Linked DNA regions of Homo sapiens: region 2 is linked to region 1. The links are chromatin loops, found by intact Hi-C in ENCODE. Cell type or tissue: endothelial cell of umbilical vein. All regions are shown on one strand. Each heading gives the region's core, and the rest is flanking DNA. Links, peaks and the distances in the headings are about the cores only. Region 1 overlaps APP (amyloid beta precursor protein). Region 2 overlaps APP (amyloid beta precursor protein).

Region 1 (12,568 bases), core at 2,811-10,810:
AAAACAGAATATGGTAGCTTCCAGCATGCAGTGTCAAGTAGGGACCATTGTAATAACAGTGGTGATTTGGGGGCATAGTGGCCATTATAGCTCCTCCTCCTGGCTTACTTCCAAAGAAAAAATAGACTCTGAAGGACTAATTATACAGTTTGACCAGAATAAAAAAGAAAAACACATTAGCGAGCTCTTCACATAGGGTAGAAAGCTACCCTTTCTGTTACAATTCATCACCACCCTTCTGCAGTCCAAATAAAGGGAAACCAGGTCCTTGACCCGAGCCATGCAAGAGGTGTCATGAAGGACATACCTCCCTTAGCCCCCACATGAACAAAAGGCTCTGTCCACTCATCATGACTTACAGGAAGAGAGAGCTGGAGTCACCAGGGCTTAGGGTGAAATCAGCACAACTCAAGAAAGACCTCTAAGTAAGCCTGCAAACCAAGGTCCCTGCCATTTATTTGAAACTACTCATCACATTTTATTACATGCATTATCACCTTATTATGAATATTTCCCTATGTGCCAGCTTACTGATTTTGTCTTTTAGTAAGATTTGCTTAATGTAAAAAGTCTTCCCTAGATGACTATTCATGCTAAACAAACATGAACTATTATAGCAAGAGCTCTTCTGCCAAGAGCTTCTCAAACTATTGAGCTGTAAACATGAATTTATCTGTCATGCTGACTTGATAATATGAATTTTTTTTTTTGGACCACCAAAAGTATTCACAGTATCATTTCAAAAGTAGTGTGGGCTTGTAAAGTTTTTAGTGGAGAGCTCTTGGTTTTGTTTTTTTTTTTTTTTTTTTTTTAAAACAGGATTTGTCTCTGTTTCCAGGCTGGAGAACAGTGGCATGATACCAGCTCACTGCAACCCCCATTTCCTGGGCTAAAGCTATCCTCCCACCTAAGTTTCCCATGCAGCTGGGATTACAGGGATGTGCCACCACACCTGGCTCATTTTTGTATTTTTAGTAGAGACAGAGTTTTGCCATATTGGCTAGGCTGGTCTCGAACTCCTGAGTTCAAACTGTTTGCCCGCCTCAGCCTCCCAAAGGCTGGGATTACAGGCATGAGTCACTGCACCTGGCCGAGAGCTCATTCTTTTTTTTTTTTTTTTTGAGATGGAGTCTCACTCTGTCGCCCAGGCTGGAGTGCAGTGGCACGAATCTCGGCTCACTGCAAGCTCTGCCTCCTGGGTTCACACCATTCTCCTGCCTAAGCCTCTAGTAGCTGGGACTACAGGTGCCTGCCACCACGTCCGGCTAATTTTTTGTATTTTTAGTAGAGACGGGGTTTCACCATGGTCTTGATCTCTTGACCTCGTGATCCTCCCGCCTCGGCCTCCCAAAGTGCTGGGATTACAGGTGTGAGCCACTGTGCCCGGCCAGAGCTCATTCTTTACTTTTATTTTTCAGTATAAATATTTGGCTCCAAAATCTAAAAGGGAAGACTCTTCAAACTGTTCAAGAAAGTTTTCTTAAAAATCTCAGAAATATAGTTCTAACCTATTGTGTTGCTAGATCTTTTATTTATTTATTTATTTTTGGAGACAGAGTCTCATTCTGTCACCCAGGCTGGAGTGCAGTGGCACAATCTCAGCTCACTGCAACCTCCACCTGCCGGGTTCAAGCGATTCTTATGCCTCAGCCTTCTGGAGTAGCTGGGATTACAGGCACCCGCCACCACACCTGGCTAATTTTTTTTTTTTTTTTTTTTTTTTTTTTTTTGTATTTTTAGTAGAGACAGGGTTTCACCATGTTGACCAGGCTGGTCTCAAACTCCTGACCTCAAGTGATCCACCCAGCTTGGCCTCCCAAAGTGCTGGGATTACAGGCGTGAGCCACCGTGCTTGGCACGTTGCCAGATCTTAATAACAGAAAAGGAGTGAGCTCTAAAGAAATCACTGGTTATATAAGGATCTCAGATTTAAAAGGGCTATAGAAAGATTAAAATATACAGCCAGTGAGAATTAAGAGAGTTTTAGCATCACTACCCTATAAAAATAAGTGTCAGAAAGGTTCGTTTCAGCAGAATGAGTTGAAACTTAACCAAAAAATACTTAACAATATTAAAGTAAGAAAATAAATAAGAATAGAGAACTCTGTGGGTCTCGTAGCAAGAAGTTGGGGGTTGAGGGTTAGGTCATTGAGAGGACCAGAGTTAAAGAATGAGAAAGGGAAACTGTCCCACTTCCATTGTGCCTTTTATGTCTATATTAAAGAGAATGAACTTCTGATGAAAGGAAATTAAAGCCCGAGATAGATCAACATGAGAAAAGAAAGCCCTAGCCCATTAGTTACCTATTGCTACGTAGCAAATAACGCGAGAATTTAGCAGCTTAAAACAACAAGCATTAGTTTCTTACAGTTTTTATAGGTCAGGATTTGGGATGTGGTTTAGCTGGATGGTTCTGGCACAGTGTCCGTCATGTGGTTGCAGTTAAGACACTGCCTGAGCTAAAGTCATCTGAAGGTTTGATTGGACCTGGTGGGTCTGTTTCCAACGTGGCTCACTCACGTCACTGTTACTAAGAGACCTCAGTATCTTACCATGTGAACTCTGTAATGCTGCTTGAGCGTCCCTACAACATGGCATCTCGCACCCCTGCACCAAGAGGTCCAGGAAAGAGATTAAGGAAGTTTTAGTGCCTTTTTTGGCCCAGTCTCAGAAGTCATACACCATCACTTCTATCATGCTCTGTTCACTAGAGCAAGTCACTACATCCCGACCACATTCGAAGGAAGGGAATCAAGTTCTCCCTCTTGAAGGAAGGAGTATCAGCAAATTTGTGGATATATTTTAAACTATGACATCTTGCTACCCAAGTCCAAGTTCTTATGACCCAGACCAACTGCAGGCTAAGAGAACTTGAAGGGGAAGTAGCACCATTGCCTGTGGTCTTTGTGGAAAGCTGGGAAGGTAGGGATAGGAAAATGAAGTTCTGAATAGCAAAAAGGAGAGAAGATAGCTTCACAATCTGTAAGCCAGGTATAGAGTGACATTGATTGTGGGTCTCTTTTCAAATAGGTTATCAAGTGGAAGCTTTTTGAACAATTGGATGAGGAAATGGTGCTAGGTCACAACCAGCGTGGATTTCCTAGGTTTTGTCAGATTATCCTTACCTTCTCCTTGTATAGGCTGTGCTCTTAGACTGGCACATCATATGCTGTGGACATTGTGCTTTTCAGTGTCAGCAAGATGTGTCACAAGTTTCCCAGAATCTCGTAGACAAGATTGAAAGAGTGATTAGGCCAAGAGCAGGAAGTGAATTCCCCTGGGAGCCAAAGGAATTGGGAATGTGTAGCCCAAGTAAGACAAGAACCAGCAGGAACATGCCTCTCCTTAGGGTCGTGATACCTGTTCAAGGTTTTAATGTGGAAGGGAGGATTAGGCTTGCTCTGTGTTGAATCAGGCTCAAAGGATGGAAGTTACAGGGAAGCTGATTCTGGCTTCATGTAAAAAAAGGACAGTTTGGGCAGGCAAATCTATCAAAAAATGGAGGGAAATTGATACATTCCTCTATGTTCAAACAGGAACTGACAATCTGCCCCTGGGTGGGAACACGGTAGAGAAGATGACTTCAAAAGCCCTTTTCATCCTAAAATTCTGATGTTTGATAATTAAATGTTATAGCATGGACACTGACATTTACATTTTTTACTTATGTTTTTGGTTTTTAAATGACTCTGCATTTTGTTTTAAGCTTCAAATTATTATTTGAATAATGAAATTCATCAGAACAATTAGTGTTAAGAATCATATAGCAATTTATAGAAAAGGAAGAGTTCGTAGGTTATAAATTCTGTTAGTTGCTAAGAAGCATTTTTAAAATTATGTACTATAGCTCTTTATTCAGCAGACGAACCAATTACAATCTGTGTAACTAGAACACTTGACTAAAATTATATAATTTTTACAACGCTTCACTGCATAGATACATGAACATAATTTATTTGTAATTGGAACAAAGCCCCAAAGTAGCAGTTTTGTTCTACCAGGTAATTAATGCTCATTTTTAAAGCCTTTTATTATTATTTCTGAAGTAATGAGTGCACATGGAAAAAGACACATAATAGGCTAAACAATAAGCCCGTAAGCCAAGCCAACATATTCCAGGAACAAATCCTTGCCAACCTCTCAACCAGGATTTAACTTCTGCTTTTCCCCCATTTTCAAAAATTATAGCATGTATTTAAAGGCAGCAGAAGCCTTACTTTCAGGTTTCCCTTACCCTTTCATTTCTTTTTGTTCAAAATAGGTAGTAATTGAAGTTTTAAATATAGGGTATCATTTTTCTTTAAGAGTCATTTATCAATTTTCTTCTAACTTCAGGCCTAGAAAGAAGTTTTGGGTAGGCTTTGTCTTACAGTGTTATTATTTATGAGTAAAACTAATTGGTTGTCCTGCATACTTTAATTATGATGTAATACAGGTTCTGGGTTGACAAATATCAAGACGGAGGAGATCTCTGAAGTGAAGATGGATGCAGAATTCCGACATGACTCAGGATATGAAGTTCATCATCAAAAATTGGTACGTAAAATAATTTACCTCTTTCCACTACTGTTTGTCTTGCCAAATGACCTATTAACTCTGGTTCATCCTGTGCTAGAAATCAAATTAAGGAAAAGATAAAAATACAATGCTTGCCTATAGGATTACCATGAAAACATGAAGAAAATAAATAGGCTAGGCTGAGCGCAGTGGCTCAAGCCTGTAATCCCAGCACTTTGGGAGGCCAAGGCGGGTGGATCACGAGGTCAGAAATTCGAGACCAGCCTGGCCAATATGGTGAAACCCCATCTCTACTAAAAATACAAAAAAGATTAGCTGGGTGTGGTGGCAAACACCTGTAGTCCCAGCTGCTGGGGAGGCTGACGCAGGAGACTTGCTTGAACCCAGGAGGTGGAGGTTGCAGTGAGCTGAGATCGTGCCTAGGCGACAGAGCGAGACTCCATCCCAAAAAAAAAAAAGAAAAGAAAGAGGCTGTATGTATAGTTCTTTCAGACTACAAGGCAGCAAAGTTCGTGCATGACTCGGGACTTAAAGTGGAATTAATTTCAATATAGCAGCCACTTTGACTTCCACTGTGTTTTCTGGGAAAATAGGTTTACAATAGGTTTATTTGAAGGATCAAACACATGCATACACTGCTTGGTTTTACAGAACACTTTATGTGGCTTAAATTCACATCCGGAACTGTCTTCCTTTACCCATTCATTTCTCCCCCAGCTCTTTCTTTTCATTCCCTCCCCTACCTCCCATGATTTAACTTCTCTTGCAAGAGTAAGATCATGGAGTGAGCAGGACCCCATGATGTTCCCGATAGTGTTATTCATCAAAAGGTTTGTGCAAAGAAGACAGCAGCTTCCTTTTCAGATGAAATCACTTTTCCCCCCTAATGTTAGAATTGGAGTAAATCAAAAAGCCACATCTCCTTTGTGGTCAGCTCTAGTAGTTATATAAAATCCTTTACCAAAAGCTTAGAAATGGAGATAAATCAAATCGTGGATTATGTTAGGGTTCCATCTTATCAGTAGGTGCAGTAAGAGGGTTAAATTAATGAAGACGACAATTTTATCACATTCAGTGGTGGACAGAAAAATGGTAAGAAAATTTCCATAGCAATAATACTTAAAGTTATCTCAGGCACTTCTTTTGTTTTGTTTTGTGTGTGTGTGTGTGTGAGTGTTACTTTTTTCCAAGCAGAAAATGTCTTTTCAATATTCATAAAGTTGATAAATCCTAGTATTAATCTCTAAAAGAAACACCTCCAAATTATTATTTATGCCTTACTTGACTCCAAATAATTGTAGCAAATAAAAAACTGACTTGGGATTTGGATTTGCATTCTTAACTCCCATAGTTCTTTTTTTGTAGAAAGACATTTAGCTTTTTGAAGCATGGTTTTCATTGGCAAGATAATCTAGTATCAGTTGTTATAAGATCAGGGTTTCTCTTGATGAGGCTGTTGCTGAAGAGGTTAATAAAAACTGGGGAACCACTAAAGAGTTGAAGAGTTGGTGGGGTAGAAAGCTGACGATTAATGTACAGATTTGCATTTGTCGGGGCCTGGGGCCTGTGTCATATAAGCCCATCCCCACAATTACACTAACGCCTATAATGCGACAGTGACTAATGGCAGCGGCAGCAATTAGGAGAATCAGCTCCCTCTACTGGACTAGTTAAGATAATGTATTATAATTAGTGCAATGAATATTACAAAATTACAGTATTTTCTTAAAGGCACAGGCATATGTCCAGACTTGTATTTATTCCTGATTACCTCACACTAGTATATTAGCTAATTAATGATTTGCTTTTCATAAAAATGTTGAGCTAGCATATTTGTTTAGTAAAGGGAATAATTATGAACAATTTCTCATTTTGTTATAAACCACGAGTAAAACACTTTTAGAAGTTGCTTCATTTGCTATATTTTATATTGCCTTTCCAGATTGCTAGTATGTTAGTTTCAGCTTAGAAAAATCAGTCATTTGACTACCTTGAGGCTAAATTGAAAGAATTTTTTAGGGAGGTACAGGCATACCTTGGAAATTTCAGAACACCACAATAAAACAAATTTTGCAACAAAATGTCACACAAATTTTTTGGCTTCCCAGTACATATAAAAGTTATGTTGGCCAGGCACGGTGGCTCATGCCTGTAATCCCAGCACTTTGGGAGGCCAAGGCAGGTGGATCACAAGGTCAGGAGGTCGAGAGCATCCTGGCCAACATGGTGAAATGCCATCTCTACTAAAAATACAAAAATTAGCTGCATATGGTGGCATGTGCCTGTAGTCCCAGCTACTCGGGAGGCTGAGGCAAGAGAATCTCTTGATCCCAGGAGGCAGAGGTTGCAGTGAGCCGAGATCGCACTCCAGCCTGGGCAACAAGAGCAAGACTCTGTCTCAAAAAAAAAAAAAAGTTTGTATTTACACTATACTCTAGTCTGTTACATGTGCAATAGCATTATGTCTAAAAAAAAAAAAAGCCATGTATATACTTTACTTTTATTAGTAAAATATTTTATTACTAAAAATGCTAATGATCATCTGAGTCTTCAGCAAGTCCTAATCTTTTTGCTCGTGGAGAATCTTGCCTTGATGTTCACTGCTGCAGGCTAATCCAGGTGGTGGCTGCTGAGGTTTGTGGTGGCTGTGGCAATTTCCTAAAATAAGACAATAATGAAGTTTGCTGCATCGATTGACTCTTCCTTTCACAAAAAGATGTCTCTGTAGCATGTGATGCTGTTTGATAGCATTTTGCTCACAGTAGAACAGCTTTCAAAATTGGAGTCAGTCTTCGCAAATCTAGCCACTGCTTCATCGAGTTTATGTGATATCCTAAATCCTTTGTTGTCATTTCAACAGTGTTCATAGCATCTTCACCAAGAGTAGATTCCATTGCAAGAAACCACTTTCTTTGCTCATCCATAAGAGGTAACTCCTCATCCATTCAAGTTTGATCATGAGATGGTAGCAGTTCAGTCATGTCTTTAGGCTCCACTTCTAATTCTAGTTCTCTTGTTATTTCCACCACATCTGCTGTGACATCCTTTACTGAAGTCTTGAACTCCTCAAAGTCACCCATGAGAGTTGGAATCATTGTCTTCCAAACTCCCGTTATTGCTGATGTTTTGATCTCCCATGGATCACAGATGTTCTTAATGGCATCTGGAATGGTGAATCCTTTTTAGAAGGTTTGCAGTTTACTTTGCCCAGATCCATTAGAGGAATCGCTATCTATGGCAGTGAATAGCCCTACAAAATATATTTGAAATATATTTTGAAATAATAAGAGGCTGAAATAATAAGACTTGAAAGTTGATCCACAGGCTGCAGAATGGATGTTGTGTTAGCAGGCATGAAAACAACAGTAATCTCCCTGTACCTGTCCTTCAGAGCTCTTGGGTGACTAGGTGCTTTGTTAGTGAGCAGTAATATTTTGAAATGAGTCTTTTCTGAGCAGTAGGTCTCAACAGTGGGTTTAAAATATTCAGTAAACCATGCTGTTAAGAGATGTGCTGTCATCCCAGTTTTGTTCCATTTATAGAGCATGGGCACAGTAGATTTAGAATAATTCTTAAGCGCCCTAGGACTTTTACAATGGTCAGTCTTGGCTTCAAAAACAAAGTCGCCAGCTGCATTAGCCCCTAACAAGAGAGTCAGCTTGTTCTTTGAAGCTTTGAAGGCAGGACTTCTCTCTAGTGATGAAAGTCCTAGATGGCATTTTCTTCCAAATAAGTCTGTTTCATCTCCACTGAAAATCTGTTATTTAGTGTAGCCACCTTCATCAGGAGTCTTATCTAGATCTTCTGGATAACTTATTGCAGCTTCTACATCAGCACTTGCTGCTTCACCTTGCACTTCTGTGTTATGGAGATGGCTTCTTCCCTTAAACCTCATGAAATCAACCTCTCCCAACTTTTTTTTCTTCTGCAGCTTCTTCACCTCTCTCATCCTTCATAGAATTGAAGACAGTTGTGGGCCTTGTTCTTGATTAGGCTTTGGCCTAAGAGAATGTTGTGGTTGGTTTGATCTTCCATCCAGACAACTAAAAGTTTTCTCCGTATCAGCAATAAGGCTGTTTTGCTTTATCATTTGTGTGCTCACTGGAGTAGCACTTTTAATCTCCTTCAAGAGCTTTTCTTTGCATTCACAACTTGGCTAACTGGCACAAGAATCTTGGCTTTCAATATGCCTTGCCCACTAAGCTTAATTATTTCTAGCTTTTGCTTTAAAGTGAGAGACCTGTGACTCTTCCTTTCACTTGAATACTTAAGAGGCCACTGTAGGGTTATTTACTGGCCCACTTTCAATATTGTTGTCTCTCAAGGGATAGGGAGCCTGGGAGTTGAGGGGGTGGAGTGGCCAGTTTGGGGGGCAGACAGAACACACACAACATTTATTGATTTAGTTTGCTGTCTTTATGGGCATGTTTCATGACACTCCAAAACAATTAAAATAGTAACATCAAAGGCCACTGATCACAGATCACCAAACAGATATAATAATTTTTAATGTTTGAATATTTAAATAATTACCAAAATGTGACACAGACATGAAGTGAACCTGTGTTCACTGTTGGAAAAATGGCACCAATAGACTTGTTCGATGCAGGGTTACCAGAAACCTTTTTGTTTTTTTTTTTTAAATACTATCTGTAAGCACTACTGTACAATAAAGCTATGTATGCCTGTATTTTCATTAAGTTGCAGAGCAAACGTGGTAATATTTAGCTTTAGTTTTACTTCATCTGGCATAAGATCAACTCCTTATATAACAAGATGATAAAAGTTGTGGTGTGCTTCTATAATTTCATTCAAGTAGATAAAGTTGAAAAATAATGACTTGCTTTTATAAACAGTATGAAGCAATGTAGTGCAGTAAATGAAATTTTATTCCTTCTTTACAATGTTCTCAAAATTATTTTTATGTTTAATCCAAATAAAGAGCAAGAATAAAGCAACATTTCAGATTTTGGTTTCTGGAGACAATAGTTAGAAAGCATGAGTTATGAGTGACTTAAAATTCTTGTTGCCTGTACTTCACTTTGAAATAACATTATGCTTTAAAAAGCATTACACTGCTAAAGGTTAATTAGAATTCTGCAGAATTACTATAGCTAAAAGTAGGTAACAAGATATCTTTTTTTCTATTGTTTAACTCCTTTGTTTCAGAATGCCTATTCCTGTGCATTAAAAGTGTCCCTCCAAGGAAATTAGGACATCTGCAGAGTTGAAAAACACCTAAGTCTCAGTCACTTAGAGTCACACATCAGGGCTCAGAGTGCTATGACTAGGAAAATGCTGACCTCCTTTCATTAGTATGATCGTGCCTTTCCAGCTTTTGATAGATCCAAGCGCTATCTTCCCACCACTCACCAAATGTTCCACCTGTCAAAGGGTTTCAGGTCCCTGCAGACTTCGGTTTTGACCTGTGGGGAAAGTAGACTTCCTCGAACTGGGGAAGCCACATGTTGTACATCCTTCTATAAACTATGATTATCATTCTTAGTAGGAAAATATGTGATTTCTTTTTTTTTTTTTTTTTTTAAAGTAAGCATCAAATATTTGACCAACCAGTTGGGCAGAGAATATACTGAAACTTTTTATATAACCTCATCCAAATGTCCCCTGCATTTAAGAAATGAAATTCTTCTAATTGCGTTTATAAATTGTAAATTATATTGCATTTAGAAATTAAAATTCTTTTTCTTAATTTGTTTTCAAGGTGTTCTTTGCAGAAGATGTGGGTTCAAACAAAGGTGCAATCATTGGACTCATGGTGGGCGGTGTTGTCATAGCGACAGTGATCGTCATCACCTTGGTGATGCTGAAGAAGAAACAGTACACATCCATTCATCATGGTGTGGTGGAGGTAGGTAAACTTGACTGCATGTTTCCAAGTGGGAATTAAGACTATGAGAGAATTAGGCTTAGCTTTTTGCTAAGAACTAGCTAAGTATCTCTTTTAAAAAACGAATCAGTGTGCTTCCATGATGCTTGGGTTACAGTTGTTCTTTCTTGTTTTGGTTTTCATTCATTGCAACTTACCGTGAATATTCTGCTCAAGGTATTGAGAGTGTGTGTTGTTATCTCAACTTACAATTTGTGTTGAAGTTATCAAAATAATACAAATGATAATGCATGACTTTAAAAAAGCATGATTACTCTTAGACTTTTTTTTTTCAAACACAAGCAACAAAAACCAGTACAAGAAGTTAAAAATAAAAATAGAAGTAGGAAGTTGCTTTTTCCAAAAAAACTAAACATGTTTATTCTTGGATTTCTTTTGTCTTAAATAGTCTGGCCTCTCAATACAACCAGGTAATAGTAAATAATGTGACTTTTCAGTGCAGACTCTTACCTTTAAAGTTTCTCAGGAAATCACACTATACCAAATGGCCCACCAAAACATACATGATTGTTATTTGAGAGTTCTGCAACCTATTACCCTGCACTTCCACCTGAAATATCTTAGTTTCAAGGTGCTATACTAAAACAAGAAAGAGAGAAAGAAAATTTACGAATAAGTTATTTTTATGCATTTGAAATGCCATTTGGATGGGGGAAAAAGTGTTAAAATCTCACAGTATATGCAACTTTTTAGGAAACTGTCTTGCAGAGAGTATAGTGTAAACATAACTTTTATATGCACAGGGAAACTGAAAAATTTGTGTGACATTTAATTGCGATATTTTAAGAGTTATGGAATTTTTAGAGCTGAAAGATTTATTGATGATGACCAATCAAATTGATCTTCTCATCTTGTAGATGAGGGAACTGAGGCCGAGACAGAAGGGTTCAAATTATGCAAGGTCAAGCTCAGAGTCCAGATTTCCCCTCATATTCCCCATTGCTTTTTTTTTTTTTTTTTGAGACAGTCTCGCGCTGTTGCCCAGGCTGGATCTTGGCTCACTGCAACCTCTGCCTCCTGGGTTCAAGCAATTCTCTTGTCTCAGCTTCCTGAGTAGCTGGGACTATGGGCACACGCCACCATGCCCGGCTAATTTTTGTTTTTAGTAGAGACAGGGTTTCACCATATTGGTCAGGCTGGTCTCGAACTCCTGACCTCAGGTGATCCACCCGCCTTGGCTTCCCAAAGTGCTGGGATTACAGGCGTGAGCCACCGCGTCTGGCCCCCATTGCTTTTTCCATCAGAGAAAAGTCCAGGTGTTTCTAGGGAGTTGAAGATTCCACTATCCCCAAGGAAATGGGCTCTAAACCATTCTTGATTAGAAGAGGACAGGCAGAGTTTAAATAAATGAAATTTGTGGTGAAGCCAGAAATTTCATTTTGCTCAGCAATTAAAACCTCTGCAGACTACAACAGAAGCTGCTGATGGAAATTGGGGTGGAGCCTCATTTCCCCATTCATACTGACGTGGATGAGCAGTGTGAGGAAGGAAACCAAGAGAACAGCAGGCAGCAGGGTGGAAAGGAACGGACTGACCCATAGATCAGAGTGTGAGCACATAAAAGCAATGACCCCACTGTCATGTTTGGCCATTGCACCTTTTGTGATAGTATCTAAGCTTATGTCCCTCAAAACAGTGTAAGATAGGTTTTCATTAGTATCAGCTTATTTCATTTCTGCTCAAATTAATTTTTAAAAAAATTTAATTCCATATTTGAGCAAATAAAGATGTCTTCATACTTGAGTAATTCAAGACCCCTTTTTTGCTGCTGTTGTTGTTTTGGTTTTTTTCATGGTTTTGTTGTTTTCTTTTGTTGTTGTTGTTTCTTTGTTTTTTGAGATGGAGTCTTGCTCTTTCACCCAGGCTGGAGTGCAGTGGCATGATCTCCGCTCACTGCAACCTCCACCTCCCAGGTTCAAGCGATTCTCCTACCTCACTCTCAGCCTCCTGAGTAACTGGGATTACAGGGGCATACCACCACGCCTGGCTAATTTTTGTATTTTTAGTAGAGACAGGGTTTTGCCATGTTGGCCAGGCTGGTCTTGAATTCCTGGCCTCAAGTGATCCGCCCTCCCCAACCTCCCAAGGTGCTGGGATTACAGGCATGAGCCACCATGCCTGGCCTTCAAGAGCACTTTTTAG
Region 2 (12,568 bases), core at 1,766-9,765, 90 kb before region 1:
TTGCTCTGGAAGGCTGGGGTAAAATGAAATCAGCTTTATCCTTAAGACCTCCATAGAGGTTAACTGTACCATCTCCTTTTACTGCTACAGTTTATATGAAACTGGACAATATTGAAGATTTTGACTTTTCGAACTCATCTATTGAGTGTTGAGCAGCTATGACAGGTTATTTCTTTATGTGCCTCCATTAACGAAGTCAAGAATAGCTTCTGACAAATTGACAAAAAACAATAACCTAAGGTTAACCCATTCTGGACGCCAGTTATTGCTATTGCTTCACATATATTTTTTAGATTCAAACTTGAGGTTGCTTTTAAGTTTTAGTGTGATGTGCTGAATAGAGAATAGATGTTAATAAAAAAATAATGCCAGCATTCGTTCCTTCACATTCAGTTCATATATTTGAAAAAATTCCCATGTCAGTATGTGTCCATGGACATAAAAAAGAAATGTAGCTTGACTAGAGTAAACACATCATAGATTATATTTTTATTACCTTATGTCCATGTGATGCATTGATAGTGTTCTCCACCAACTATGATTGCACTGACTATAAAATTGTAATACAAGGGCATATTAGGGGGAGAATGCCTTTGTTTTTTCTTTTGTTGTTATTTTGTTTTTAAGAGAGTCTGGTATTACACTGGAGGATCACAAACTGTATTTTCTTGTTATAAATGGCTCCTCTATCTTGGACTTAATGGTTAGGATAAATATTTGAATGTAGAATGCGTTAGGAGTTTTAACTATTTTTGAAATTAGGAAAATGGAGAGACACTTTTTTTTTTTTTAGAGACACTTTTTTTTTAAGTTATAATAAGCATGGCACTCGGAAAGCTCTGCCATGTTTCAAGATTAAAGTTTCACATGAACGCTAACAAGTTTATATTTCACTCATATATAAATGATCCTCCTTGTCTCCTTTCCTAAATTATAGCCATCTCAAATGACAACATTGCTGGGTCGGTATCAAATAGCATTTTCAATGATAAGGCAATGATTTATATAGGTCTTAATTTGTTTTAATCTTCTGTTACCAAGGCTGTAGAGATAAATTGCTTTTCTGCTGATGAAAGGAGACTAACCCAATTTTCTTGTTAGAATCTAATATTAATATATCGACTGAATGCCATTCATAAGCCTTGGTTTAGGGAAACATTCAGCCTTCTGGCCTGTTGGAGATGGCCACGGTCATTGCTGTTTGAAGGTGGGTCATTTCTTCTTTTGTGTCCTGAGTCCATTGTGACTGTAAAATTATGGGTCACCCCAGAGCCTGAGGAAACAAATGCATATCAAAATGATAGGGGCAATCTTTCACAGTGCCTTTAATTTTGACCCCACATTCTTATATGAATGTGAAGTACCACATTAGTATGAATATGAAATGGAGTGCTCCGCAATGATTACAAAATCAGAACTAAAATGAGGGAAATCAGTGCATGTACAGTTCAACTTAATGGATTATCCTCTAAGGAGTCTTCAGACAGGCTAGGAGAGTGACGTCTGCCTCATCCTGAAGATATTAGCAGGTTTTCCCCTGTTTTAAAGTAACTTCCCTTCAAATGCTAACAGTTTTCTCAGAGGAAACACAGGTATGGAAAATGTTTCGTTGGTGTCTTGGCCCCAGTGATGGAGGAGCATTTTGTGATAGGAACGTTGGGTGCAGCATCGCCATTTATGAATAAACTGAAAGCTAACCTGTGTTACTTCACCCCAGAAAACAGAGCTCTGGCAGGTATTGAGAATAGATCACAGTGTGAAGTGGCAGTATTGTGACAAGCATGCGTGTATCAGTATTAAAATTGAAATGAGCCCTCACGCACATGTGAAAGCAGTTTCTCCCGTTTTCATATTCAGTTCCCTGAGGTAATACAGCATTTTGGTGTGAGAGAAAGAAGGGAATCTGACCCTTCTCGTGTGGGAAGGGGGCTGAGGGCAACAACCTCCTGTGACAGCCACCCTGGTCCAAGCCACCTTCATCTTTGTCTCCTTTTTTTTTTTTTTTTTTTTTGAGACAGAGTTTCGCTGTTATCACCCAGGCTGGGGTGCAATGGCACAATCTTGGCTCACCACAACTTCCGCCTCCCGGGTTCAAGCAATTCTCCTGCCTCAGCCTCCCGAGTAGCTGGGATTACAGGCGCCTGCCACCACGCCCAGCTAATTTTAGTATTTTTAGTAGAGACAGAGTTTCTCCATGTTGGTCAGGCTGGTCTCAAACTCCTGACCTCAGGTGATCTGCCCGCCTCAGACTCCCAAAGTGCTGGGATTACAGGCGTGAGCCACTGCACCCAGCCTGTCTTTTCCTCTTAAAAGATCTTCCTTCTACTTTTGTCCCATAGCAGCCAGAGTGATCCTTCAACAAAACGCCCCATCACATATACTCCCCCTCAAACAGCCCACGCTGGTCCCTCAGAATCCTTACTGTGGCTTTAAGGCTGTACATGATGTCCCCCATTTCTTCCCTGCCTCTCCCACTACTTCCTCTCTTGCTTCTTTAGCTCTGGCCATGCGGGTCTCGTGGAATTTGCCAGCCAGCTTCAACTCTTAGGGCTTCCGTGCTAGTTTTGTCATCTGCCTGCCATGTCCTTCCAGCAGCCAGCTGGGAAGATCTGAATGTCACCTCCTCACTTAAGACTCTGCCTGGTCGCTCACTTACTGCGGTCTACCTTTCCCCTCTCCCCTCAGCTCTCCCGATCCTTCTGAACTCTGCTCTGTTTTTCTTTTTCCTCTTTTTCTCCATAATACAAATCACATATTAACAATATGACTTACTGGCTTTTAAAAAATTCTTGTGGTAATTGTTTCTTTCCCTAGAATATAATTCCACCAGGATCAGGGCCTTCATGTTTTTCTCATTGGTTTCTCCCATGTGCCTCACATATAATAAGGGCTGCAATGTTGGTGGGCTGGAGGAATAAAAGAATGAACAGGCGCACTAAAGGCAGGATAGTTTGTCCATGTCAGAGCTGCTGTCTCAGCTGCTTTGATACCTCTGACTTCCCAGGGTGGCAAAGAATAAGGATGTGGCTTATGTAGAAGGCGTTAGTCATCCAAAATGCCACTGTATATTTGGAAGCAAATATTCACCTTGAAGCAGTGATGTACTAGGAATTAGAACTGCTTTTCTGTTACATTTTTTCATTTGTTATGAGTGTTTAGATACACATGATCACTATTAAAAGGAAGGGAGGTAATAGCCTATATATCCTACCATGCCCCTCAAGGCTCTGTTAGGAGACTAAAATACAAAGGTCATTTAAAAAGTTAAAAGCTTATGCATGTGATGTTGGTATTGCTGCTAATGACTAGGCATCTAGAGGTCAAAACCTAGAGCTAAGGATATTGAACCCTGTGTTTTGTCTCGTTTTAAGTCTAGGTTTTTGTGGAGGGGGGAACATACCTAGCCAGCTTGCTTGCAGAAGGCATGAGTGAGCAGGCTGAAGGAGGGACCCAAGGCCAGAACGTCCTCCATATTCTAGCTCCATGGGCTCTTTCACTTGATCCCTGCTTTATGACCCAACTTCTGTTGAAGGATTTGCCAGATAGTGTTTGGGGCAGGAACAGCTGTTTCATAGAAAACAAGCCAACGGACATCATAACAAAGCATATGGTTGTTTTGCCAAGTTGTGCTGCTCATTAACAAAACAAAACAACAAAAACCCTTTACAGTGCCCCAGCATGTGGATGGATTGGCCCTTTACTACTCTAAAAATTAGCTTTACAGCCTTTTTATGGCTTACCCAATCTTAACAGACTTTATTTGTGTGTGTTTAGGGATGCAAATGGGTATGTTAAATGATAGTGTTTTGCCTCTACGCAATAAAATAGGGTAATTTTTTCTTCCCATGTATTAAACGAGAACACAGAACATGCCTAGCATGGTGGGCTCTGATGAAAAGAGGCTGTTATCATTTGGCCAACATGGAAATCCTAGCCTTTATTTATTTATTTATTTGAGACGGAGTGCCAACATGGAAATCCTAGCCTTTATTTATTTGTTTGTTTGTTTGTTTGAGACGGAGTTTCGCTCTTGTAGCCCAGACTGGGGTGCACTGGCATGATCTCGGCTCACCGCAACCTCCGCCTCCCAGGTTCAAGCGATTCTCCTGCCTCAGCCTCCCAAGTAGCTGGGATTACAGGCATGCGCCACCACACCCTGCTAATTTTTTTATTTTATTTTATTTTAGTAGAGACGGGGTTTCTCCATGTTGATCAGGCTGGTCTCAAACTTCCGTCCACCTCGGCCTCCCAAAGTGCTGGGATTACAGGTGTGAGCCACCCCATCCGGCCGAAATCCTAGCCTTTATCAGAGGTTCCGTGGAATCTCAGAGGTCTGTGAGCAGGATAAACTGCTTTATGGTAGTTTAAAATGCAAAACCAGAAATAAACCCTCCTAAAGCCAGTTTGTTTCCACTTTCTAAGTGGTTACAGTGACCTGTGTTTTAAGTACCTTAAATATATCAGTGACCTGCTGATATACAGCTTCCTGTTTCCTCTGTGTCCTGTGACATATCCTGACATTCCTTGAGCCCCACTCCCTTCCCAAAAGGAAGTACCTTGATGGGTGAGGACATAGGGCACACGTGTCTCTGGCCTTCTGTGGACATAATCACAAAATGGTAGTCAGTCCTATGAATTTAATCTCTTTAGGATATAAGGATATTCACGAAATAGAAGTTGAGCTCTCTGGACATACTCCACCTTAAAATTGCTCTCTCCTTCCGGGATCCTCACCAGCTGCAGAGCAGTAGTAATGAACTATTAAATTCATTTAACAATATCAGCATATGCTATCCTTCTCTGCTTGACTAGACAGTAATCTGGCTTGCTGGTTGGTATGAATATAGGATAATTTCACTCACACTAATTGAGATGGGGAGTTTGTATGAATGGCTGAAAAATTTGAGTTAAAGATAAAAAGAGACACAGCTTCCTCAACTATGGGAAATAACTGGGACTGTTAACAAAGATTTACTTGAAGAGAAATTGTATTGCTCAGGGTTCTCCAGAGAAACAGGACCAATAGGATATATATGTATAGGAAGAGATTGATTCTGCAGAATTGACTCACACAACAATTATGGAGGCTAAGTCCCACAATCTGTTGTCTGCAAGTTGGAGACCCAGGAGAGCTGGTGGTATGATTTAGTCCAAATCTAAAGGCCTGAGAACCAGGGAAGACAATGGTGTAAATTTCAGTCCAGGGAGAAGAGAAGACCAATATCCTGACTCAGGCAGCCAGGAAATAAAAAGGGTGAACTGCTCCATCCTCTGCCCTTTTGTTTTCAGACCCTCAGCAGATCGGGTGATTCCTGCCCATGTTGAGGAGGGTGATTTACTTTACTGAGTGCACCAATTCCGATGCTAATCTCATCCAGAAGCACCCTCACAAAGACACTCAGAAACAATGTTTAATCTGGGCACCTTGCGGCCCAATCAAGTTGGCACAGAAAATTAATTACCACAGAAATATTTCTGGATTCAATGGATTAAGTTGGTAATATAGTATTCATATTCATTTCCACGTGCCTAAAAAGAAGGTTTTTATCCTTTTTAATATCCTCAGTCCTATTAAACATACCTCACATTCATGTTCCATGGTTATTCTCTTATTATGTTGCTAAGTGCATTTCTACTTAGGCCAATCTGATTATAGTGATTCAGATTATAGTGTTTATCTTCTTTCCTTTATACAGTAGACAGTGTTCGCAAACCATAGGAGCTGAAAAAATTTCCTTCTTATATAGTAAGTTTTATGATTCCAGTTTTCCAAAGGGGTGCTTATGTTATGGTTATAACAGTTACAGCCAGATGACTATCTTCATCAGCAGGTATAACCCCAAATATTTATACATTTTCATTTGTTTCAAACATAAAATATGGTTTGCCTAAACATGTCATTCTGCCAGATTGGACTATGCAAAAGAATGTTACTGTTTTATTTTCTGCTTTTACTTTAACTTGTTCTCATTTGAGCTCTACCAGTTAAGATGAGAAGATGACTAAAGCTAGGGAAGCACATTTTAAATGCTAAATACCATGTTCATTTCAAGTTGGGAACTTGAAATGCAAGTATTTTTAACTTAATCATTAAGTTAAAGTCAGTAAGAACGTGGTATTTAGCATTTATTCATTTTAACTTAATGATTAAGTTAAAAATACTTGCATATTGGTTTGCTTGAAGCTATGGAGAAAAACATTTACCTTTTTTCCAAAAAGGTCTTAATATTCAAAATTATTGTTTCAATCTTACAAATTAACAATTTACTTATTTTTGATACTTTCGGCCTTTTTTATGTGGGCTACACCTAACATTTTTTGAAAAATACATACTGCTTTTCCTGTAGGTTGCACTTTGTGATCCTGTGTGTAATTCATTTTCAGTGGTTCTATTTTATTTATTTTTTGTTAGTTTGTATTTTCTTTTGTTTCTTTTTCTCAATTTTTAAAATTTTAAAACTTGTCCTTTTCTTTTTTTTCTTTATTATTGCACTCTTCTACCAAAACATTTTCAGTGGCTTTGAATAAAAGTATCAGAACTTTCCCGTGGTTAGCATTAGCTCTGAGATTTGAACAGGATGTATTAAGCAGAGGAGGAGGGAAGGCCACTAACATGTATGAGCTCCACTGTGTGTCACCCTCTCTGCCGGATGACTTACATGTGGTATGGTATCTCATTTTCCCAGCTCTCCTATCATGTCCTGCGGCATGTTATCACCACTTGATAAAAAAATTGAAACATGGAGTGCTTAAGTTTCCTGCCCCAGGTCACAGCTGATCTGAAAAAGAAATGGGATTCAAATCCAAATGTGCTTAATTGCAAATCCCCACATGACTCTTTCCTTCCTTCCTTCCTTCCCCCGTTGCTGCCAATGTAAGAAGGAACACCACTCCCTCATTTGCTACAGAGAAGACAGGGGCAGCTGTGTAAAGGCACCAGGAATATGCCCTGCCTCCTTCCTTCCACTTGAAAGCAACATCTGGATAGACACTCAACTGCTTTTATTTTTTGAAAAATGATTATTAATCAGGATTGAAGTGGAGGGAAAAAATCAAAACGAATGTTTCTTTTTAAAATGAAAGATACTGTTTAATTATTTAACAGCCTTCCGGTTTTAGTTAATATCTTTGAAGACTTTGGATTAAGATTCCAGACATTTTCTTGAAGGATGTAGAAAACGTATTTAACTTCAAGTTTAGTTTCAAAATGACTTAGCTATCAATTCTTCTCATTGAAGTCCTCTTTGAGATATTATATCCCAAATGTAATACACAGGTAATAATTCAATAGGAATACTTGGAACATTGGTGATATTTGAATAACCTTTTGAATGAAACAATTGATTTGATCTCAAAAGATAGTGAAAACGTCTCATTTTGTTTTTTATGTTAAATATGCTTCCTCTTAAGTCAAAATTCTTTTTTCTTTTTGCTTTTAAGCTCATAAATACTCTGAATTCTCACTAATCTTTTGGAAAATTGCTTGTATAGGTATTATAATTCACTTGGCTCATGAGTTACATAATATAGCAGTATATGTTGCAATTCAAATATTGCTTAGCAGTATTAGTTGAATTCAAAATAGAAATCACTTTCTTTTTGACAACTAGCATAATGAATTCATTGACTATTGTCAAATTTATGAAGACAGAAAAGTCCTTTTGTGATTCAAAAATGTGTTTATTGATGTTTATATATCTTTTGTCGTGTTTCCATACTGTCTCATGAAGGTTGTCTTCGTAATTCAGTTATCTAAATACATCATACATTTACCTTTTCCCTGGGGTGCCGTTATTCTACAACAGGCTAATTACAGATATCTGTGGTTTCTGCAGGAGTCTTAGTGTATGATATTGATGATATCATCATTTACTTTCAAAATTGCAAAATAGTAATTTAGGAAAGCATGGGGATTTGGAAAAACATGTCTTCAGCACCAACTGTTTTTGCTCTTTGCATGCTTGTTTCGTAAAGAACTCTAATGCTATAATTGCAAAATGGACCATTTTAAAGATTTTTCCTTCATTCTGTACTTGGGAGTGGTGAAAGACATCCTTACTGTGCTGCACAGTGTCTCATGGTGTTCTCTTAAACAGCATTAACGTCTTGTATGCGCTGCTTTACTAAATTCTCTGTTCTGAGAAATAACTGAAAATACGGCTTTCTATTAAACGAGTGGATTATTCTGTTGTTGTTGGCTTTTTTTTCTCAAACCTCCTTCTCTTCTACTTTATAGTTCCTACAACAGCAGCCAGTACCCCTGATGCCGTTGACAAGTATCTCGAGACACCTGGGGATGAGAATGAACATGCCCATTTCCAGAAAGCCAAAGAGAGGCTTGAGGCCAAGCACCGAGAGAGAATGTCCCAGGTAAGTCTGGCTCTTCCATCATTCAGCCCTACGATATTGGGAAACCTGAGCTTGCCTCTGCCTCAGTCTCCCCACAGGCCTGCTGGCTTTATCAAGATCTTTAAAGATGTAAAGTTCTAATTTTAAATGTTTACTGTGTGGGCACAGTTTGTGGGTTTTTTGCATCCTCCGTGAACATGCTGCCTAGGAAGGATCCAGGTATAGTTGGATTTTGTAAGCACAAATTAAATGATGTCTGTAACATTCTCTCTGGCGAAGAAAGGTACTTGGCATTATTATTCTGTGTATATGTAGTACCTGTAATCAACATGTTGTAAATTAAAATCCATCAAAATGCTCTTTAGTAAAGATGAGGTTTTGTATTAAATCCCAGACTGTTATAATTGTGAACCTACGATTGTTTACAGTCTGTAAAATCATAGAGACTTAAAACTGAGCTGAACCATAGTGATTATTTCATCTAGTCTCCTAAGTGATACATAGTGGAATAGAGGTTCGAGAGAGTGGCTTCCCATTTTAGCACAAAGCAAAATCAGTGAGCCAGAGACAACATTTAGAATCCAGGCCTTTCTTGCTCCTAGTACAGTACTCCTTTCATTATACTTTGCTGAAAAAAAAAAAAAAAAAAAAAACCTGTTTTGGTTTGGTTTGTTTTTTTTTAGCAGGTCCTTAATTAAGCAAATTAAAAAATAACTTATGTCTAAAACATGGCTAATCCATATATACTATCAACTACAATTGAAGCTATGTCTGCTACCAGGCACTGGATGTTGTATTGGAGTTTGATAATATGGAGGATTTTAGCCCTTGCTCAGATTCCTCATTCATTCATTCATTCAATCAACAAATATGGACTTATTATTTTCCAGTCACTTTTCTGATTTGTAGTCTACAAACCTAGGAGTGAATGTGGGGGGAAAAGAAGTAGGACATAAAAGTGAATGAATAAAGATCTCAGGTTAAAGTAAGCCATTCATTTTTAGTGTTAATATTCTGTGGCAAATATCAGAAGATAGGAGAAATTTTTGTCTTAGCACAGATGCTTAATCTCTTGAGAGACATTAAATGCAATTTATGAATTAGACTGCTGCGTATTTTCTAAGATCACAGTCAGTCTTTAGTAGACAATTAATCTTTCCTGTAATTTCTGATCTGGGTCCCTGCTGACCCCAGGAAGATTCCTCCCTCCCAGGGCCAAATGAATGGCCCCTGAGCATGTCTTTCCCATGCAAACCAGTCAATCAAAAGCTCCTTACTCCCAACCACCTTCTTATACTCTGGGCCACTATTCACCTGCTCTAATCACCCCAGGACCAGGTACCAGACCACTAGGGACAACCTCATGCCCCATCACCATTATTTGAACTAATCAGTCCTAAACCCGCCTACCCTGCTTCGCTCATTCTTTCCATGAAAACCACAATAAAAGGCTCTTGCTCATGTTTTCCCCTCCTGACCAACCCTGGTGCTTCCCATATGACCCTGCATGTAGTGGCATGTACCGGCTTCTTGGGAGCTGAGTAACAAACTGTCTTTTCCATGATAATCATCTCCTGACCTCTTGGCCTCACCTGAATAATAAGAAAATCTACCCTTGAAAACATAAAACTAATAGTTTATCTAGAAAGGTACAACACAGGTACTGTTTTTTGTTTGTTTGTTTTGTTTTTTGTTTGTTTGTTTTGCCTTAAGATGAATAACAATACTTGGATCTACTTTGGTATAATAACATAAAGAGGAAAAAAGCCTTATAATCACAGTACTTTTGGCTCTGGAATATAATGTGCAGTTCTAGTGGCTGCCCACGATGAAAACCTAACAGCTAATTGAACTAGAAAGCTAGCCACAGGGAATTATTAAGTTTTCACCTGATGCCAAGAAAATCAGATCTTTCCTTAGGAAAGACACAGGCACTGTTCGGAAAGCATTGGAGGACTATGAATCATACTTATTGCCACTGAAATGTCCTCATTTGAATTTACATCCTATCTCCCTTCTTTATGAAGCTTTCAGAGGCTTCCTGTGCCCTCACAAATCCACTTCTGGGCACATGAAGTCGTAAAAAAAGAACAATGACAAAAATAAACACCGAATGCTCAGCTTGTCATTTTCAGCGCCTACCACTGTACCCTGACTCTGGTCTTCCTACCACCTCTTCCTTCTCAACTGCTACCCTTGCTTTCTGTACAGCGTTAAGCTGCTGTTCTGATCAGGCCACTCTGCTCATCGTCTGTTCATCTCATCTTGGGCTTCCCTTTGCCCTTGGCATTGAGTTCTTCTGGAAATGCCCTCCCACTCTTCTTCACGCTGACACATCTCACCCATTCCTTACACCCCACTTCATACTCAGAATGAGACAGGCAGTCATTGCTCTTACCTTTCATTTAATTCTAAATATTTGCTCCCCGGTTTTGTTAGTGATTTCTGGACACACCTGCATTATCTTTCCAAGCTGGATAGAAACCTTGAGACCTCAAGTCATGAAGCCTGCTACCTGCATTCATCGTGGACCCACTGTAGCATTTTTTTTAATGTGTGTTTTTTTAATCCTGGATTTTTTCTCCTAGTATATCTTGTTCATTTTTGACCTTATTAAGAAAACTTATTTCAAATTCTCTGTTAGTTTTAGATGTGACAGGTCTTCTTTAAAATAATAATTTAACTTTTAGCACATCTGTGTAACTTGTGACTTAGTTCATGATTTTGTAGATTTTGTTCATCTTTTAGTCATCAGATATATCTGATATAACCTAAGAGATGTTGTCCCAGAGCAGAGAATGTTGTCTACTAGATTCCAGTGGTCATAGGAATGTGAGACACCTGAAATCAATATGTATCTTCATAGTCTGTGGTGCTGAAATCTAGGGACTTTTCAACTTTAAACTTGCCTGCCTCTTAAATCTCTACTTAGTAGTAGTCATTTTCTCTGCATGAAACAGCCAAGTCTTTGAAGATTGATAAATCCAAATGAAATTGATACCTTTGTGCCTGCAGTGGAAAATTGCTTTATAAGAATCCATAGAGCCACTGCAAGGGCCAGGTCCTGAGAATTTTAAATTTTAAAAATTGTGCGGTTTTTTAAATTAAGTTTTATTGTAGTTTTTGTTATATGTTTTCTTACAAATACAGAGGATTTTGGAATTTTTTCATATTTTGGTTTGTTGTTGCCATTGTGGAGTATAACTCTAAACCTGTAGATTTTTGTTGCTAAACCTGTAGATTTTTGTTGCTATATGTCGTGACTAGCATCTAGTCAAATAGAAATCTACAGCTGAACCATGTGTGAGCACTTTTATTACTTATAAACTTACTACTTTTAGTATATGCTTAAAATGAAGTCCTTCAAATTGAAAGCTGACCCAACTCATAGGTTTTTATTTCTTTTCTTTTTTGGAGATGGAGTCTTGCTCTGTCACCCAGCTGGAGTGCAGTGGCACAATCTAGACTCACTGCAACCTCCAACTCCCTGGTTCAAGCGATTCTCCTGCCTCAGCCTCCCCAGTAACTGGGATTACAGGCACGTGCCACCACGCCGAGCTAATTTTTGTATTTTTAGTAGAGACAGGGTTTCACCATGTTGGCCAGGATGGTCTCGATCTCCTGACCTTGTGATCCACCCGCCTGGGCCTCCCAAAGTGCTGGGATTATAGGCATGAGCCACTGTGCCTGGCCTAGGTTTTTATTTTTAAGATAAGCAGCAACATTTTAAGAGCGCCCCTTTCTCCTGTCACTAAATATAAATAAACTTAGCTCACCTAATGAATTTTTTATTTTATAATAAAAAATTGGGTACCACAGGGTACAAAAACATGATCTTTAGAGCCACAGAGATCTTGGTTTATATTCTTCCCTCTCCCTTTTTTACCTGCATAGCCTCGAGCTGGTACCTTAACCTGGTTCGTAAAATGGGATGGCCCTGGCTAATCTCACAAGCTGTTGTGAGGAATCAATTAAATTAGATAGATTTTGTAAAGCTCTTAATACAGGGTCAGCAGTAATGCTACTTGTTATCAGTCCCACAGTGAAATTCACTGTTCACAGGGAGATGGTCAGCCTACATATAGTGTGTATTCATTTGCAGTAGAGTCTTAGTGGGATGGTGCAGGTGATTTGTTTATTTGTGGGGGTATAGGATATTGTTAAATTGTTCTGAAAATCAAAATGTGAGTTAATTTCTATAGTAATGCTTATTTGCAAC

The links. Peaks named below come from ENCODE experiments on the same cell type or tissue, not always from the same donor. Only the 100,000 strongest peaks of a DNase experiment are listed, where the experiment ranks them.
Region 2: a loop joins it to region 1, with 2.8 times the contacts of the local background. A loop is called at or near these places in 13 of 110 quality-filtered maps.

What each region holds. Positions count from the first base shown.
Region 1 is chr21:25,889,541-25,902,108 of GRCh38, reverse strand. It overlaps APP (amyloid beta precursor protein), which reads left to right. Exons shown (of 18, transcript NM_000484.4): 16 at 4,436-4,536; 17 at 10,241-10,387. Among named protein-coding and RNA genes, the nearest start is that of GABPA, 160 kb to the right of the region's middle. In endothelial cell of umbilical vein, for the core only: a CTCF peak has its summit at 6,180 (motif pointing left); a DNase peak (open chromatin) is centred at 6,048; H3K27ac peaks cover 3,021 bases.
Region 2 is chr21:25,978,146-25,990,713 of GRCh38, reverse strand. It overlaps APP (amyloid beta precursor protein), which reads left to right. Exons shown (of 18, transcript NM_000484.4): 9 at 8,237-8,370. Among named protein-coding and RNA genes, the nearest start is that of APP, 190 kb to the left of the region's middle. RefSeq lists an enhancer at 2,359-2,860. In endothelial cell of umbilical vein, for the core only: no CTCF peak of the experiment used is centred there; a DNase peak (open chromatin) is centred at 6,693; H3K27ac peaks cover 2,822 bases.